Regions from separate parts of the Homo sapiens genome. Here region 1 is linked to region 2. A link is a loop called in an ENCODE intact Hi-C map of the cell type or tissue named here. Cell type or tissue: MCF 10A. All regions are shown on one strand.

Evidence for each region. Hi-C counts contacts between places; a loop is a spot of excess contacts. Peaks named below come from ENCODE experiments on the same cell type or tissue, not always from the same donor. Only the 100,000 strongest peaks of a DNase experiment are listed, where the experiment ranks them.
Region 1: it touches region 2 in a loop (7-fold over the local background); 2 of 110 quality-filtered maps call a loop at or near these places.

What each region holds. Positions count from the first base shown.
Region 1 is chr1:208,104,265-208,112,264 of GRCh38, forward strand. The region is part of intron 4 of PLXNA2 (plexin A2); the gene reads right to left. LOC105372887 (a long non-coding RNA gene) reads left to right here and starts at 2,626. Exons shown (of 4, transcript XR_007066850.1): 1 at 2,626-2,695; 2 at 5,476-5,594; 3 at 6,020-6,089; 4 at 6,483-6,526. In MCF 10A, no CTCF peak of the experiment used is centred here; DNase peaks (open chromatin) are centred at 3,827 and 4,127.
Region 2 is chr1:208,181,036-208,189,035 of GRCh38, forward strand. The region is part of intron 3 of PLXNA2 (plexin A2); the gene reads right to left. Among named protein-coding and RNA genes, the nearest start is that of PLXNA2, 59 kb to the right of the region's middle. In MCF 10A, no CTCF peak of the experiment used is centred here; DNase peaks (open chromatin) are centred at 3,486 and 4,336.

The DNA of each region.
Region 1 (8,000 bases), 77 kb before region 2:
TCCACGGCATCCTCCTGAGAGGTTCAGGATGGATCCTAACACTGTTCACTCAGCAAATGTTTATCAGATGTCAACGCTGTGGAGCTCTGGTGCTATGCAACAGAGAAACGACAGCGAACAGCACACAGATTCTGCCCTCCCAGAACCCTACGGTCCAGTGGGAGTTGGTAATGACAAACCGAGACTTGCTCTACATTGTGCTGAGTTTTTGTTGTGTGGGATTGCTGTGAGTGCTGAAGGTTTGGGGAACTTAGCGAAGAGGTGACCAGTGGTGTAGGGGTGCCTTGAAGGGTAAGAGGGGGTCAGATGCAGAGACCTGGAAAGACATGCCAATCTGAAGGATTGTGATGAGCGAAAGCGATCATGGATAAGTTCAGTATAAACTTAAGTGTAGGGTGTACAGTGGGTGGGAGGGGAGAGAGATGAGCCTGCCTTTCCTCTCTTGGGTGTCCCCACCCATCCTTCCTACATCATCACACTTAACATTGCATATATGAGGCTTTTCTGTAAGTCAGTGACATGATCAGCTTTAAACATCCCTCACCTCCCTTTAATAATAAAAACATGAAATGCAGGGAGATGAGTGTAAAATCTTGCAATTTAGCTTTAAAAAAGACTGGTACTATAAGTTTAAGACGGGGGATAGCTGATTTGAAATAGTTCAAGTGTGATAGACCTAAGGGTTTGAGTTGACTCAAAGTCAACTCAACTCAAAATCTGATGTGACCTGATAGGGTGAGGTGATAACGAAAGAAGCTAATCTGACCATGGGCTGCATAAATAGACACACAGCATCAGGGTCGAGAGAAGCCACCCCCCACTGTGGAGTCCGGAGTTCAGGTCTCCGCAGCCTGCCCTAGGAGAGGCGTTGCTCAACCAGAGATCCTTCCTGGAGGGTGGCCAGGATGGGGTGGGATGCAGCAGATGAACCTGGGATGTTTATTTAGTCCAATGAAGAGTCTCAAAGTAGTCATGCAGGCTGTTTTCCAGTGTTCGAAGGGGAGCAGTATGGCTGCAGTGGGACTCATGGGTGAAAAGCTCAGAAAAGCTCAACATCATGCAACCGCCTGGCTTTCCAAAGGAACGCCTATCACAGGGATGCATAAGCAGTCAAGGTGACATTCGTCCCAAAGGCTGGAAGAAAGGATTTCTGCCCTCAGAGGAAGGCTACATTAGTCCCTGCCAATTCTGACATTCCAGCCTTCTATTTCCCACAGTTTCCCTAACTCCTCCTTGAGACTGTTGATGATTTTTGTCCTGTACAACTCTACAGTTAAAAGATAACATGCAGCCACCACCACCACCACCAATTCACACCGCCTTAAAGAATAACCCTTGAACCCTGCCTCATGGCCCACGATGCCTACAAGAAACACCTTTCAGACAGGTATCTGCCGGAGACCTTCTAGTGTACGTCTCCCAGGCCTGGTGACTATCAGCCCTCTGGGATAACAGAGACCCTGGCTGCCTGGGAGGCTTCCGCTGGCCCCCTCCAAACCACTCTCTGAGGCCTGAGAATGGTGGTCCAGTGCCTAGCCTCCTTTTCTTGGGTTTCGGGCTCCTTGTGAGGGATGTCTGCATCTGGCTGCAAATTAAAACAACTGTCTGCATTGCATTCGGCCCGTCTGTCAAAACACAGCCCAGCCCTCAGCAGCTGGGAAAAGGGGCCCTGAATGGGAGCAGTGTCTCCAGCAACAAAGCCCACTTTCACGCCAAGTGCCACGGAGATAGTGAAACCCTGTTCTTCTCCAAACATGAAACCAATAGCACAACTATTTTTCCTGTTTCCTGGGCCCTCCTGGTGATTTTTTTTTTTTTTAATGCACTGAGTTGAAGAGCAAAGTGAAACAGGAAACTTGTAAGTTGGCAGGGGTGGAGGGGGGGTGGTCTAAAACTTGAATTATTCTGTCCTCTAAGATGTAACAGCCACACACAAACCAGAGGAAAGAAATGTCACAGTGACCGGGTGGAGACCCTCAAAGTCAGATGTTCCCAGGAGCCTCCTCTGTCTCTTATATTCATGTGCTTCTATATTCATTTGTCAGTCAATATTCATTGATTGTGTCCTCCATCCAGGCCAGTGCTAGGCACTTCAGAATAAAAACAACGACAGCATTAAAACACAACTAGCACCTTCAAGTTGCGAACAGGCTAGCAATAAAAAGAAGAAAGCGATACGTGTTCTAAGACAAGTATTCAAAGAGGGCTGAGGGAATTCAGAGCAACGAGAAAACACTGCCTGCATCTGTGCTGCCCAGTACAATAGCCACTAGCTTCATGCGGCTATTGAGTTTGAAATGTAGCTAGGACAAATTAAGATGTACTGTAAGTCTACAATACACACTGGATTTGGAAGATTTAGAGAGGAAAAGAAAAAAGGGAAAAAATTACATCAATAATTTTTATTGACATGTTGAAGAGATATTTTGCTTATCTTGAATTAAATGTATTATTAATTTCACCTGTTCTTCTTCCTTTTTGAAATGTGGCTACTAGAAAAGTTAAAATTACACATGTAGTTCATGCTTGTGGCTCATATTTTATTTCTATCTGACAGTGCTGCCCTAAACGGAGTATACACAGTATGTGTCCGGGCCTTAAAAGGTGAAGAATATTTAGACAGATGAAGAGCATTCCAGGTGGAAAGAACCATATAAGCAGACACTGGAAAGCAGGGTTTCTTCAAACACCTTTGGTGAGGGCAAGGGAGGGATGGTGCAAGTCTGGATATGTGAGTCTGGGTGACCATGGGAAGAACTGCAAAGACCACAGAGCTGGAATATGTGATGCCTCCAAGCCTTCTAGCCTTGGCCAAAACAATGTCCTCCATGAGGCAGGTCTGGGGCCCTCAAGGAGCAATGGCCCTCAGTGTATGGTTCTCAAACCAGCACCATTGGTGTCACGTGTGAGATTACTGAACATGAAAATCCAGGGTGCACTAAATCAGAAACACTGGGGAAGAGGTCCAGGAAATGGGTCTTAACAACTCTCCAACCGATTCTTACGCAGGCCAACCACTGATATAGATGACTCCAGCTCTCCGAGTGGGTCTTTTTAAATGTTAGGTCCTGGGGCCAGGAAGAAACAGAATATCACTCTTCCTTGGTGCTATGGAAGGAATTAGAGGGATTTTAGGGGTGTAGGGGAAGGCAACAGTGCTCTGGGGACTACTTTATGCCCAGTGAGAAATTGGTTCTAATCATTCTGCATCTATGAAGTCCATAAAGGACCAAGTTCAAGCCTCCGCAGTCAGGAGCCACTTCACTTTGTACCCCAGGTGACAGCCCAGCACTTGTTCTAGGGCTGGGTCGGGTGGGGAGGGAGATGTCTTCAGAAACTCAAGAAGGAAAGGGAGCTTTCTCCTGGAGAGTGTCCACCGCGTCGGGCGCCCTCTGTCAGGGCTGACTCAGAGTTTAACGGGACACTCTATGACACTTTAATTAGCATTTGTTTACTATTATTGCATTTTAATTATGCCTGAGGCTCCTTGGCCCCCTCCACTCTGAGTGCTGGGATCTGGGGGTGGCTGGGCTGGCAGGTGAGTGTGGCAATGGGAATTATACAATGGGAGGCCCTTCTCCTGCCCCCTATGGCCTTCTCCCCAGGACCCGCAGTGCTGCTTCAAACTGGATTCCACCCTCATGCTTGACATTCTTTTCTGCTTGATCTTATGGCTTGTAATTACACCTTTAATGAATATAACTGTCCTGTTAAGTCATTTACTTAAGAAATACTCTTATTTAAAGGTGACTCACACTGTGTTCTTGGCTCTCCTGGCCCCGGGGCCCCGCGTCTCTGGTGCCTTCCTTGGCCTGATTCAGCGGGGCTGAAGATACATGTGGGAGGGACTTGGCAGGGAGTGCAGAGTGTGGGGCAGTTTTCCTTCCCTGACCAACTCTCTCAATTCAGCACACGAGTAGCCCACAGAGTGTCAGGCCCAGTATAGCCAGACACATTATCAGATAATTATTAGAGGCAGTGGGGACAAGTCACTGAGGGAAGCCACTGGACCCAGCCTCTTTCCTGAAGGTCTTGAAAAGCATGGCACACCTGTAGTGTTTGGACCATCCAAGGTAAGGCCAGGAAAGCCTCAGAGGCCCTAAGAGTGAGTCATCCTGGACAGAGCCCCTGGGCAGTTACTCCCATCAGGAGCAGACACATCACCCTTTCCACAGAAGAGTTTCCCAATGGTAGGCATAAGAACAAGCGCCCTTTGCCAAGTGAGCCTGGGGACAGAGAATCAACACTGCATCTCTGCCACCCTATATGGACACCTGGAAGGACCCACATGGTTCTGAGCTCTTCTATGGCTCTTCTGGAGAAACGCCTGAGGTGAAAGCAGAAAACCTCACATGATTCTGACAGTGGATCATGCCGGAGGCCCATTTAGTCCTTAAACATCTACTGAGCACTTACATTGTACTCAACCCTCTGTTAGGCATCAGGGCTACATTCTCTTCCCTCCTGGAGCCCATGGTTCAGTTGAGAACAAAACCAAGGAAATAGATAATCTCAATATGGTAGGACAGATGCCACAATAGAAGTAGAACCAGGACCGTCGTGGCTCAGAGGACAGAGAGTGGCAGCTCACCTCAGGGGGCTCTGGCAGGAGCACTCAGTGTTCAAGCGATCTGCAAGATTTCTTTGCAATCATGCAAGAGAGACACAGAGGGATGAAAGGAACAAGGGAAAATTGTTCCCCAGGCTGGTGGGCCCCTCCAAGATTGAGAATTTAATCTCTTTCTTCCCTGGAATCTTCCCTGGAATCTTCCCTGGAATCTGCCCTGCCAGATGGTACACCTGTCCTCACACGTGTCCCCTGCTCCTGACACAAGGGAAGAAACAGAGGCCTTCTCAGTGGCTGGGAGCCAGGTGGCAGGGGTGGGAGGTGGCACAGATGCCCGAATGGAGCACCAGTTGGCCTCATCAACAGCCTCCTGGTCCTCAGGGCTCAGGGCAGAGCACACAGCAGCTGAAGCTGATGGAGCTGGCTCCCTGGGCCTCTCTCCTTTCCTTTTTACCTTCTCTTGGTGGTCCCTCCCTGCAGGCCCACCCCTTCACCCCTTCAGGTTTATAGGGTCTCAGAGCCACTTTCTTCTCTTTCCCCCAATCCAAACCTGTTTTCAAGAAAAGATCTGACACTCATTTACACACACAGCTGATGGTGGATTGAAGAGAGACCCCTGCTGGGGCTGCTGTATGGACAGAGATCAATAACGCAGTCACAGCAATCCTGGCAGAGGGTTTTGGCATTTTTGAAATGCTTTCACACACATTATCTCATTTGATCTGCACAACTCCCCAGAGAGGAAGAGAGGACAGGTATTGTTATGTGTTATGATTTTCACTGGATCTACTGAGAAATTAAGGCCCCCAAAGAGCGCTTAAGTCCTCACTTGCAGTGAGTGGCAAAGTGGCCAACTGGAGGAGAATCCTCCACGGCCCATGATGGGACTGACTGTTCGCTCTTCTCAGATATACTGCAAGGGCTCTTTCTGAAGGATGAGGAGGGAGAAGGTGGCCCAGGAGTCCACTGCGAGATCCGAGGCAAGAGCAGAGCGGGGATCAGGAGGCTTGAAGCAACCTGAAGGCAGGTGAGGCTTCTGCTTCTCTGCACCCTACAGCTCCTAGTACCCAGTAGCTGTTAACTGATGGAATAAATGGGTGGGTGGAGTTTTTCTTCTTCACAGGCTTGCACCAAATCTTGTAAGCCCTTCTGTAAATGGGTGCAATTAACATGGAGATGTTGATTTTCTGTAGATTTTCTGCCTGGCAGCCTAGTGTACTATGCTTCCCTTGACACTCATTCAGAGTCCTCACAGGGAGAGAAATGTGGGCCAATGTTTGGGGAGGCCCAGTCCTGCCCCTGACCCTGGCCTTATTCTCTCAGGCAGAGAAGCCAAGGTAGACCCTCTGGGGAAAGTCCAGGCCCCCTCCCTCCTGACATGCCTCTTACTCCATCCCCTTTGGCTCAGCAAGTCTCCAAAGAAAAATTCCCACACCACTTTCTGTCCTTCAGCAGGAAAGAGCTGATGTCTACTGGATGCCTGAAGCAACACCTTAATCTCAATCTCCCCTGCTGGGAGCAGGTGAGGGAGGCAGCAAGGAAATCATGTCCCTTTGGATCTGCTGCCTAAGGTTCTGGGGGAAGTGATGGGCACTGAGGTCTCCTGACAGCTGGCAGGCTCCTGGCTGGCCCCACCTTGCCCTGAGCTGGGCAGTGGACCGAGCTTGTTGAATGGATTGAAGCAGCAGGAACAATAATAACAACAGCTGCATGTATCCAGTATTTACCGCATGCCAGGCACGTCACATAGATTACCTCATTTAATCCTTACACCAACCTTTCCAGGGAGGTATTCTTAGTCCCATTTTACCTATTAGAAAACTGAGTGTCAGCTTAAGTAACGCAGGTAAGGTCATATCCTTTGTAGGGTAACAGAAACAAAATTGGTGTCTAAGTTTGTTTAATTCCCACACAGATGCAGCGGGGTCCAGACAGACAGAGGCAAGGACTGCAGAGGGAAGGCCCCTTCTCCTGGAGCTGCCCCAAAAGCGGCCACCGGGGCCATTCTTCTTCCTAGAAAGAACATCTTTCTGCTTCCTAGTCAAGCTGCTGGACACTGCAGGTCAGGTTCACCCGCCTGACCACTGCAAATCTCTTAGCTCATTTTACTCCCCTCTGTTTTCTAACAGTGATTCAGCTGGGTGAATCAGGAGCCAGACAGCAAGAGAGGTGATACCAGAAGGTGAAGAGGGACATAGATTGGGAAGGGTGAAAGATTCCCTAAGGGATTTTTTTTTAAACGACAGTCTTGTTCTGTCACCCAGGCAGGAGTACAGTGGTGCAATCACAGCTCACTGCAGTCTCTACCTCCCGGGCTCAACGGATTCTCTTGCCTCAGCCCTCCTGAGTAGCTGGACTACAGGTGTGTGCCACCACACCTGGCTAATTAATTTAATTTAATTTAATTTATTTTTTTTGGAGAGACAGAATCTCCCTATGTTTCCCAGGCTAGTCAAAAACTCCTGGGCTCAAGGGCTCTCCTACCTCTGGCTCCTAAAATGTTGGGATTACAGGTGTGAGCCTTTGCACCTGGCTGGACTTCTGTTTTTAAGCTTACTAGGACCAGAACGATAATGGAAGAGGCTGTGAGCAGGCTCCACGTTTTCCATCTGAGCTTCCTACAAAATGTCACCAAGCCCTCTGTTAGCACAGCTTGGGTAGTGGCCGCAGCAGAAGTTTTCTGTCCCGGTCTTGCCAGTGATCAGCTGTGTCGCCATGGGCACTCCGGTTATGCCTCAAGCCCTCATCTCCTTATTTTGAGATAAAGACAATATCTGTCCCACCTATCTCTGGGGCTCATCAGGAAGCAGAACACCTCTGAGCCCACACTTTCAGCTTAGGTTTTTCCTATGAATCAGCTTCACAGTAATTAATGTGAAGAACTCATTATTGTTTGTTCTCAGTGTTAGATCCATTTCTTTAACAATCAATAGTCATGCATTCAGATCCCCTTAAATTCTCATAAAGTAAATACCAACCCAGCCTCCTGCCTGTCCTCTGGGCTGTGAAAGTCACGTGATCAACACCATTAAGGAAAAAGAGGCACAAAAACCCCAGAAAAACAGCTGGAGGTTCCGGAGACTGTGATTGCAACTAAAGCAATGCACAACCTTCTGACCAGAAGCTGACCCCGGTGCTGTCTCCTAAGAACTCCTGACTATCTGGAGACCTGAGGGCGGAGTGCAGTTCAAAGAGAAAATCTATTTTTAATGACTTGGGGGAGAAGAGTAGAGTGGTTGAGTAATTCAGAGTAATTAAACCTATCTATCACTCAGAGAGAGGAGACCAAAGTTGGTTGAACTTTTCAATGACATTTTTTTTCCTCCTCATTCATAAAAACTCAGCAGAGGTCCTGCAGGAGTCAAAGGGGAGAGGACAATATGAAAAGAAACTTCTGGCCCCATACAGTGGAATTCAACCCTTGGATGAGTGC
Region 2 (8,000 bases):
GGCTCTGAGCCTGTGACCTCTTCCTTCCTTTCAGATTTTAATTTGCTGGACTGGGAGACAAATGCATGTGGGAGGTTCTCTGGAGTGATAGGAACACACTGAGGGCTATAAGAAGCATCAGAGAGGCTTCATGCTGGCTGGGGCCCTGAGGACAATCCCATCTACCACTTCCCGACCCAGGTAGGCAGACCGAGCCTTTTCCTTCTGAGCAAGCCCCTTTCCAGGCACTGCTGTCACCTCCTAAGGCTGAGGAGGGTGGTGGCAGGAGGGTGCAGGGAAGGCCCTGTCTGTTCTCTGGTCTTTCCTTCAGGGGGCCAGACCCTGAGGGGTGCAGCCTAGTTCCCCAGAGCACATGCTCCAAATCACAGCTCCAGTGACAGCTTTTGCTTTCCCAGTGAGGGGGCTAGCTCAGGAGATGAAAGTCTGATCCCACTGGCAGCTCCACAGGCTTCCTTTGCCAAAACACACTGTGAAAAGACCCCTGACCTCCACCTCATACTTTCTCTGCTCCACCTCCCGTCAGCCCTGTTTGCTTCCCTCCTCCCTAGAGAGGGTTAGACAGCCCAGTAATTTAGGGATCACTAGCAAGAAAGGTGCAGAGGTCAGAAGTCAGAGAGGGGCTGGGAGGGGAATCTCACCCCTGCTCTCTGGCAAAACCTCCCACCTCTTTCCGCCATCTGTAGACCAGGCCGTTGTGGGCCCGAGTTCACTGTGAAGGTAGGGATGAGGTCCAGGGATGGGAAGTGGCGGAATACAGAGCGATAGGAGGAGAAGCTGTAATTTTAAATTATGTCCAGAAAAATAGCTTTTGGGAGGCAAATGTTCTCCTCCAACTTTCTTATTTTGAAATTTTGCTAGGAAAGAAAATGTTACACTCCCCTGAGACCGTGTCCCATTTAGGAAGTTCTTTCTATTATCTCATTTCAACTCCTCCCTGCTCTAGCTGCTATACAAACAAAGGCAAATTGACTTAGTGTCTCTCCTGTCTCTTTCACCGTGGCCTGTTCAGTCTAGCTCAGCTCAGCTCAGCTCCAGAGCTTAGAACTCAAGACAAAAGGAATCAAACCAGTAGAAGGAGATGAGCAATGGGTTCATCTCTCTTCCTTAAGAAATCAAAGGCCGGGTGCAGTGGCTCACGCCTGTAAACCCAGCACTTTGGGAGGCTGAGGCGGGCGGATCACAAGGTCAGGAGTTCGAGACCAGCCTGACCACCATGGTGAAACCCCATCTCTACTAAACATACAAAAATTAGCCGGGCATGGTGGTGCCTGCCTATAATCCCAGCTACTTAGGAGGCTGAGGCAGGAGAATTGCTTGCACCAGGGAGGTGGAGGTTGCAGTGAGCCCAGATCGCGCCACTGCACTCCAGCCTGGGTGACAGAGTGATACTTTGTCTCAGAAAAGAAAAAAAGAAAGAAAGACAGAAAAAAGAAATCAGAACCACCAAAAAACTGCAAGAGAATTTTTTGGCAGTTCCATAGCTACTGAAAGCGTCTTGCTCTGCCCATGCGAGTGGCAATGTTGGGACACTGCATTCATGGAATGGAGCTCCGGAAGGGCCTTATGAGGCCGTCTCCTCATTTTGCAGATAGGAAAACTGAGGCGTATTTGCCATCACTCTGCTTGTTTGTAGCAAAACAGGGGCTCTCCTGCTTTCCCCTGTAGTTCTGAGCAAGAAAAGGGGTTTGAAGGGCAGCCTTTCAGCTGGGCAGAGCTGTGCGGGGAGTTTGCATCCAGTACTGCTGGGTTCTAGCCCATTCCTAGGTTGGGCAGCTCAGCCTCTCCTAGAGGAGACTCTGGCTGCTGAGTGACCCGGTGAATTAATGCAGCTTCTGGCTAGGGGTAGGGGACAGTAAAAGCCAAGGAGCCAAGATCAGAAAAAGGAATAGCTTCTTCCCATGTGGAATCAAGCTGGGGCTGCCAACCTCCTAGTCAAGAAAGAAAGCTTTTCCTCTCTCTTCCTCCTGTTTACCCACAGCGACTGGGGGAGGCTGTACAGAGAGGCAGGTTGAATGTATTCAGTCTGGGATAGGGAGGGAAAGTTCCTCTGGGGCTCCCCCTTCGTCTAGGGGAGAGGTCAGAAGAACAAAGGTCACAGATGGACCTGCCATGATATGGGAGGAGGCACATGTGTTGCAGTGAGCCATGGAGGGTGGGGGCACAAGAGTTTGGCAACTCAGACAGGGGAGAAGCCACTGATGGCTTATAAACCAGACAAGGTTCATCCTGAATCCGGAGGGAGGGCAGTGAGAGCCCCATGAACTCACTTTCTTGAATGTCACTAACATTTCATTTCACCCTCACTCTGCCTTCCTGTCTCTTTTTTTCTCTTTCTCCCTTAACCTTCCTCAGCAGGGGATGGGGGAGTAGAGGGAGCCGGAAAGGAGGTCTGCAGGCCTCGTTGACTCTGCTGACCATCCACAGCCAGGAGCTGTTGCTGACAGAAAAGAAATGAAGGGGCAGAGATGGGAGGGAAACCAGATGTCCGCAGTTGCAGCACCATTCTGCGCAGCGTCCCCACTGGGGTCCCTGCTGTAGACGAGAAGCCAGAGCCAGGTGCCAGAGAGGGAGAGGGGGGGGTCTTTGGGGGTGGGGGACGGTGCTGGGCCCCACTCCTGCTTATCTACCCCTCAGTTTCTTTTACCTGGGAAACAGATCACCAAGAGAGGCCCGTCTGATGCTTTAAGCTGGGAATTTGGTTTATTCTGGGGCAGATGAAAAAGAAATTGCACTGTAGCATCTTACAAAACTGCCCCCTTTTCAACTGGGACTGAGAGTTGGAGACTTTTCCTTTAGGCTTTCATGGTACCCTAGACTTCTAAGTTATTTCTACTTCATATTCTAGAACTGTACCATCCAGTGTAATAGCCACTAGCCACAGGTAGCTATTTATCCTTATATTAATTAAAATTAAGTAAAATAAGAAATTCAGCTTTTCAGGCACACTAATATATGTCAATCTCTCAATAGCCACATGTAGCTAGTGGCTATTGTATTGAACAGCACAGATATAAAAGTTTTTTCTCATCACAGAATGTTATCTTGGACAGTGCTGTTCTAGGAAGTTTTTACTCAAGTGTAACTTTCATTCTTGATTTCCCCAGATGTTCACATGATAGCCTGCTCCTTAGGAATGAGGGCTAACTGGCCCAGAGGATAGATGTGGGGTGGGTTGAGACAGGGAGGAGGGAAGGGACGGGTAAGAATGTTTATTCTGCCAACCCGAAGGTTTTCTTTAGACTCTGAGTCTCTTTGCCAGTCCTAAGCAATTTAACTTGCCTGGGGAGGAAGGGGGACGCTGTCTGTAGCAAAAGAGGAATTCAGGTGGTAGCTACAGCCAAATAGGTTTTGCAATCATATTCTGCCTCCCTTCTCCACCCCCTGCTTAAAAAAAAAAAAACCAAGGAAAGTATACCAAGGCCAGCCCTAGATAATGTGGGTGTGGTGTCATTACCCTGACTTACTCATCACACCCCAGGGCCTCTACAGGGTTGGGTGTAGGCAGGGATGGAAGGGGCACACAGGCTGGGGATGAAGCAAGCAGTTATGCTTCAGTCAATCTTGAAAGCTGTTGACATGATGGAGATGGAATGAGAGATGTTAAAGCCAGATATTGGGCACACCCAGCAAAGCCTCCCGCCCAGCTCACCCTTGAGCCTGCGCTGCTTTACTCACATTAAGAGATCCGCTGGTGCAGAGAAATCACAAAGAGTACACACACACACACACACGCCTCATGCAGTTCCAGGGAGATTTCTGGAAAGAATCTTTAGCCCAATTTCTCAGTAAGCCTCAGCTGTTCCCCCAGGCTTAAGCGGGGGGCCAGCAGATGGTCCCAGCTAAATAGGCAAGCCTCCCAGTTCCTCTAAAAGCAGGGTCTGGGCCCTTCCAAGCCCAACAGTCCAATTAAGCTTTTTGCCCACAGGTGGAAGCAAAAATGAATTTGGGGCCATTCTTCCCTTCTTTTAGGCATGGAGCACTCAGCCCTCCCATCAGCCCCCTCCCTACTCCTGGCATTGGCCCATAAGGAATCCCTGCCTCTCACACTCTGCTCTGAACATTAGGTTCCTCAGGGATCAAAGACTCCCAGAAAGATTTCCTTCTAAGGTGTCTTCTAGGCTGCAGGGATTTGACTGAACCGTTCAAAGGAAAACTCCTGGCTTGGCCTTGTTAAGGAGGCCCTCTCAGTCCAGGAGGTGGGGCCTCTCAGGATTAAGGCCACAGATCCAGGTACCTTCGATGATGTTCTTATTTCCTTTTCCCAAGGGCCAGAAAGTGCTGCAGGGAGATCCTGGTGCCCTGCTCTTCTCTAGAGGCCTCTCCTCGCTGCAGAGCTCATTGGCATGACTGGCATAAATATATCCATATATCTCTCTATAAATATACATGTCTTTAGCTATATATATCTTTTCTTCTAAAGACTTGGCAAGAATTCCCTACAATCCTTTTCCATGACACTATAGAAAATCAGCAGAGTCATCAGTTTGATGGTTCCCACAAAGACTGCTTGGGGTTGACCTCTGCAAAGCTCCCTTGAATCTTGCTTCCAGTAACCCAACCTCTTCAGCCCTCGCCAGCCCCCAACCCCCTGGCAACACAAAACACAACTCGATTTCCTGAAGCTGAAGCTGCCCCTTTATTCCTTGTTGGTCTCTGAAAGCAAAAAAAAAAAAAAAAAAAAAAGGAAAAAAAAAAAGAAACTATCACTTTTGAGCTATTGTCTTAAGAGAGTAATAAGCTTTGTGTTCCTCCAGCTGGCTGCAAAAGGGAATTAGTTGTGCAGTGGGATCCAATGGCACTTAGAGACAGGTGTGGCAAGGAAGAGGTGCTGGTGGTTTCAGAATGGGCCACATCTCTGTGGGTGAGCAGGAGGGCAGGGCAGATAGAGGTGGTGTCTATCAAGACTTAGCAACCACTGGGGCAGCAGACTAGATGTAGCCCTCCCTGCAATGACTCCTTGCATAAACAGAAGAAACACCAGTGTACACGCACAGGTGGGGAAAGCATCCCCATGACTTTCTGAGGGAGTTATCACTAGGCACAGATTCTGAGAGCGCTATCTTCATCACCCTGCATCATCATTTGTTGGAAGGAGGCCCAGGAGGGTAGGAGGAAAAGGCTGGCTCCTCCGTCTTTTTTAAATCCATCTTTCCTTCTCCACCATTAAAGGCTTGGGTAGGTGGAGACAACCCCTGTGACTTCTCTTTGAGGTATTCAGATCCTAGCCACATGTTGACACCATATTTAATCCTGAAACAGGTTTCCTTTTCTTGATTTTTAAAGTGGGGGTTGGGAGAGGGGGTTCATAAATAGAGAATAGAAAATGCAAAGGAATAAGAGAATCAACAGAGAAATGTACAAAATGTAATTTGGCAAAAAAACAAACAAACGGAAAAAAACACAATAAAACCAAAACCCACAACCACACCTCCCATAGCCTTTCTTGTTTTGTATTCTCTCTTTTTAAAGTTGGGTTGTTATCTTTGCAACAGAGAATGCCAGCAGGTGTTGCTGGCAGCTGTTTAATGACAGTGTCAAGAACATCTTTCAGAAAGGTAGGCTTGGAGGCAGGAGGCGGTGATGGAGAAAATGGGATAGGGGGAGAGTAGGTGGCCCCACATCTGTAGAGAAGTAGCTAAGGAATGAAGGGCTGTCCTGGGAATTGCAATGTTATTTTATTTTTTTTTTTTTTTTTGAGACGGAGTCTCGCTCTGTCGCCCAGGCGGGACTGCGGACTGCAGTGGCGCAATCTCGGCTCACTGCAAGCTCCGCTTCCCGGGTTCACGCCATTCTCCTGCCTCAGCCTCCCGAGTAGCTGGGACTACAGGCGCCCGCCACCGCGCCCGGCTAATTTTTTTTGTATTTTTAGTAGAGACGGGGTTTCACCTTGTTAGCCAGGATGGTCTCGATCTCCTGACCTCATGATCCACCCGCCTCGGCCTCCCAAAGTGCTGGGATTACAGGCGTGAGCCACCGCGCCCGGCCTGCAATGTTATTTTGTACAAAATCCTTCCTGTAGGAAGGTGGGGGAGGGACAAGAGACATTTTTCAGTTTTTTTGCAGACCTAAGAATTTTGAACCAGAATTACATGCAGCTTGCTGTGTCTCTGGACAAATATCTTAGCTCCTCACTCAGCATCTACCACTTTCTTCTTTATTGTTAGTGACTGTCATGAGGATTAAATGAAAGGACCTGGAGACCCTTAGAGAAGGGTCCCAGCAGTCTCCAGGGGTGATTAGCCCTGCAATTATTCCACATCTGGAAAAAGTAATAGCTCCCAGACTGGCAGGGTTATGTCATGGACCAGCAAGAGAAAGATGGTTTTTGTTACATAGCCCAGAGAGGCTGATCTTGGTTCTGTGTGTGTGAGAGAGACCGTAGGGAGGCTGGATTTGGAAGGGAGGGAAGCAGGAGCAACAGCCTGAACAACAAATGCGCTCCAAAGAACACCACCTGAACAACTCGAGCTCTGAAATCTTTTCTGCACTGTGCTTTCAGCTTACTTCCCTAAAGCTGACTCATGAAAGCAAACCTGAAACTCTCACAAGATAAAAAATTTTTTAGAGACAGCAAACCAGCCAGTGCTATGCGAAGACGTCTGCAAGGTACTCTGTCCTATCTGGACTGTTGTTTCCCTTACTGTTAGCACAATGACCAGGATCTTGTAAAAGTCCCTGGCAAGTATTTTCTCCACCTTCAGAGCATTACCAGGCCATGTACTTGCGGGATAAAACCTGCAGGTGTTAGGTTCTTTCTGATGCTGCTGATCAGATGGGTCAGGTAGCAGAGAGAAGGCAGCACTAACCCTTACATTTGTGCAGTGGTGTGCAGTTACTGTTGCTTTCACACGTATCATCTCACTAAATTGCCCCACGATCCTGTGAAGGAGGAACTGAAATGATCAATGTCTCCATTTTAGGGATAAGAGAACTGGGGTGATTTCCCCAAGGTCAGTGGCTGTAGAGCTGGGACTGAGCTCAGCCCACCCGATTTCTGGGCTTCTCTCCCCCAGCTCCACATTGCACCACCACCAGTGACGCGCACCTGAATATTTATGAGAATGGAGCCCCCAGATCACGTCTTGAGGGGAAGAACAAAGGAGGCAAGCTTATCTCATGCCTTCAACTAGGCACCTGAGGAAAGAACCCATGTCCTATTGTCCTTTACACCTACTGTAGCCCAAAACCTACAGAGATTACATGTCACGAGGTTCTAGCAAGATAGGCTGAATGCCTGCTTTAGGGTAGGATAGAAGAAAAGACACAACAAAGGTATGGAGCCCTCATGGAGGCTGTGAACTTTGAGCCACAAAACTAGGGATTTATGCCTAGGATCCACTGCTTACTGACTCAATAATCTCAGTTCAATCCATTTGCAAAATGGAGATATAGGCTGGGCGCAGTGGCTCACGCCTGTAATCCCAGCACTTTGGGAGGCCAAGGCAGGAGGATCACCTGAGGTCAGGATTTCAAGACCAGCCTGGCCAACATGTCGAAATCCCATCTCTACTAAAAATACAAAAATCAGCTGGGCATGGTGGTGGTTGCCTGTAATCCCAGCTACTCGGGAGGCTGAGGCAGGAGAATTGCTTGAACCTGGGAGGCGGAGGTTGCAGTGAGCTGAGATGGCACCACTGCACTCCAGCCTGGGCATCAAGAATGAAACTCTGTCTCAAAAAAAAAAAAAAAAAGAAAAAAAATGGAGCTATGAATCCCAACCTCTCAAGCTGCTATGAGAACTAAATGAGAGGAGAAATGTGAGAGTATACTGCATACTGCAATGTGTAAAGTTGGATCTTCTGGACCCTGCAGTTTCAGAAGTCACCAAAGATAAGATGGCAGAGGGTTGTGGAAGCTCCTCTTCTTCTGTAGAGCAATGCTTATGTACTCCAGCCCCAGATGGGCTGGATGTAGTGCACCCAGGAAAAGGGATAAGCCACCTTAGGATGGAAAGGACCTGGTGCATGGCAGGTTCTCTATGAATGAGTTTCCCTTCTGTC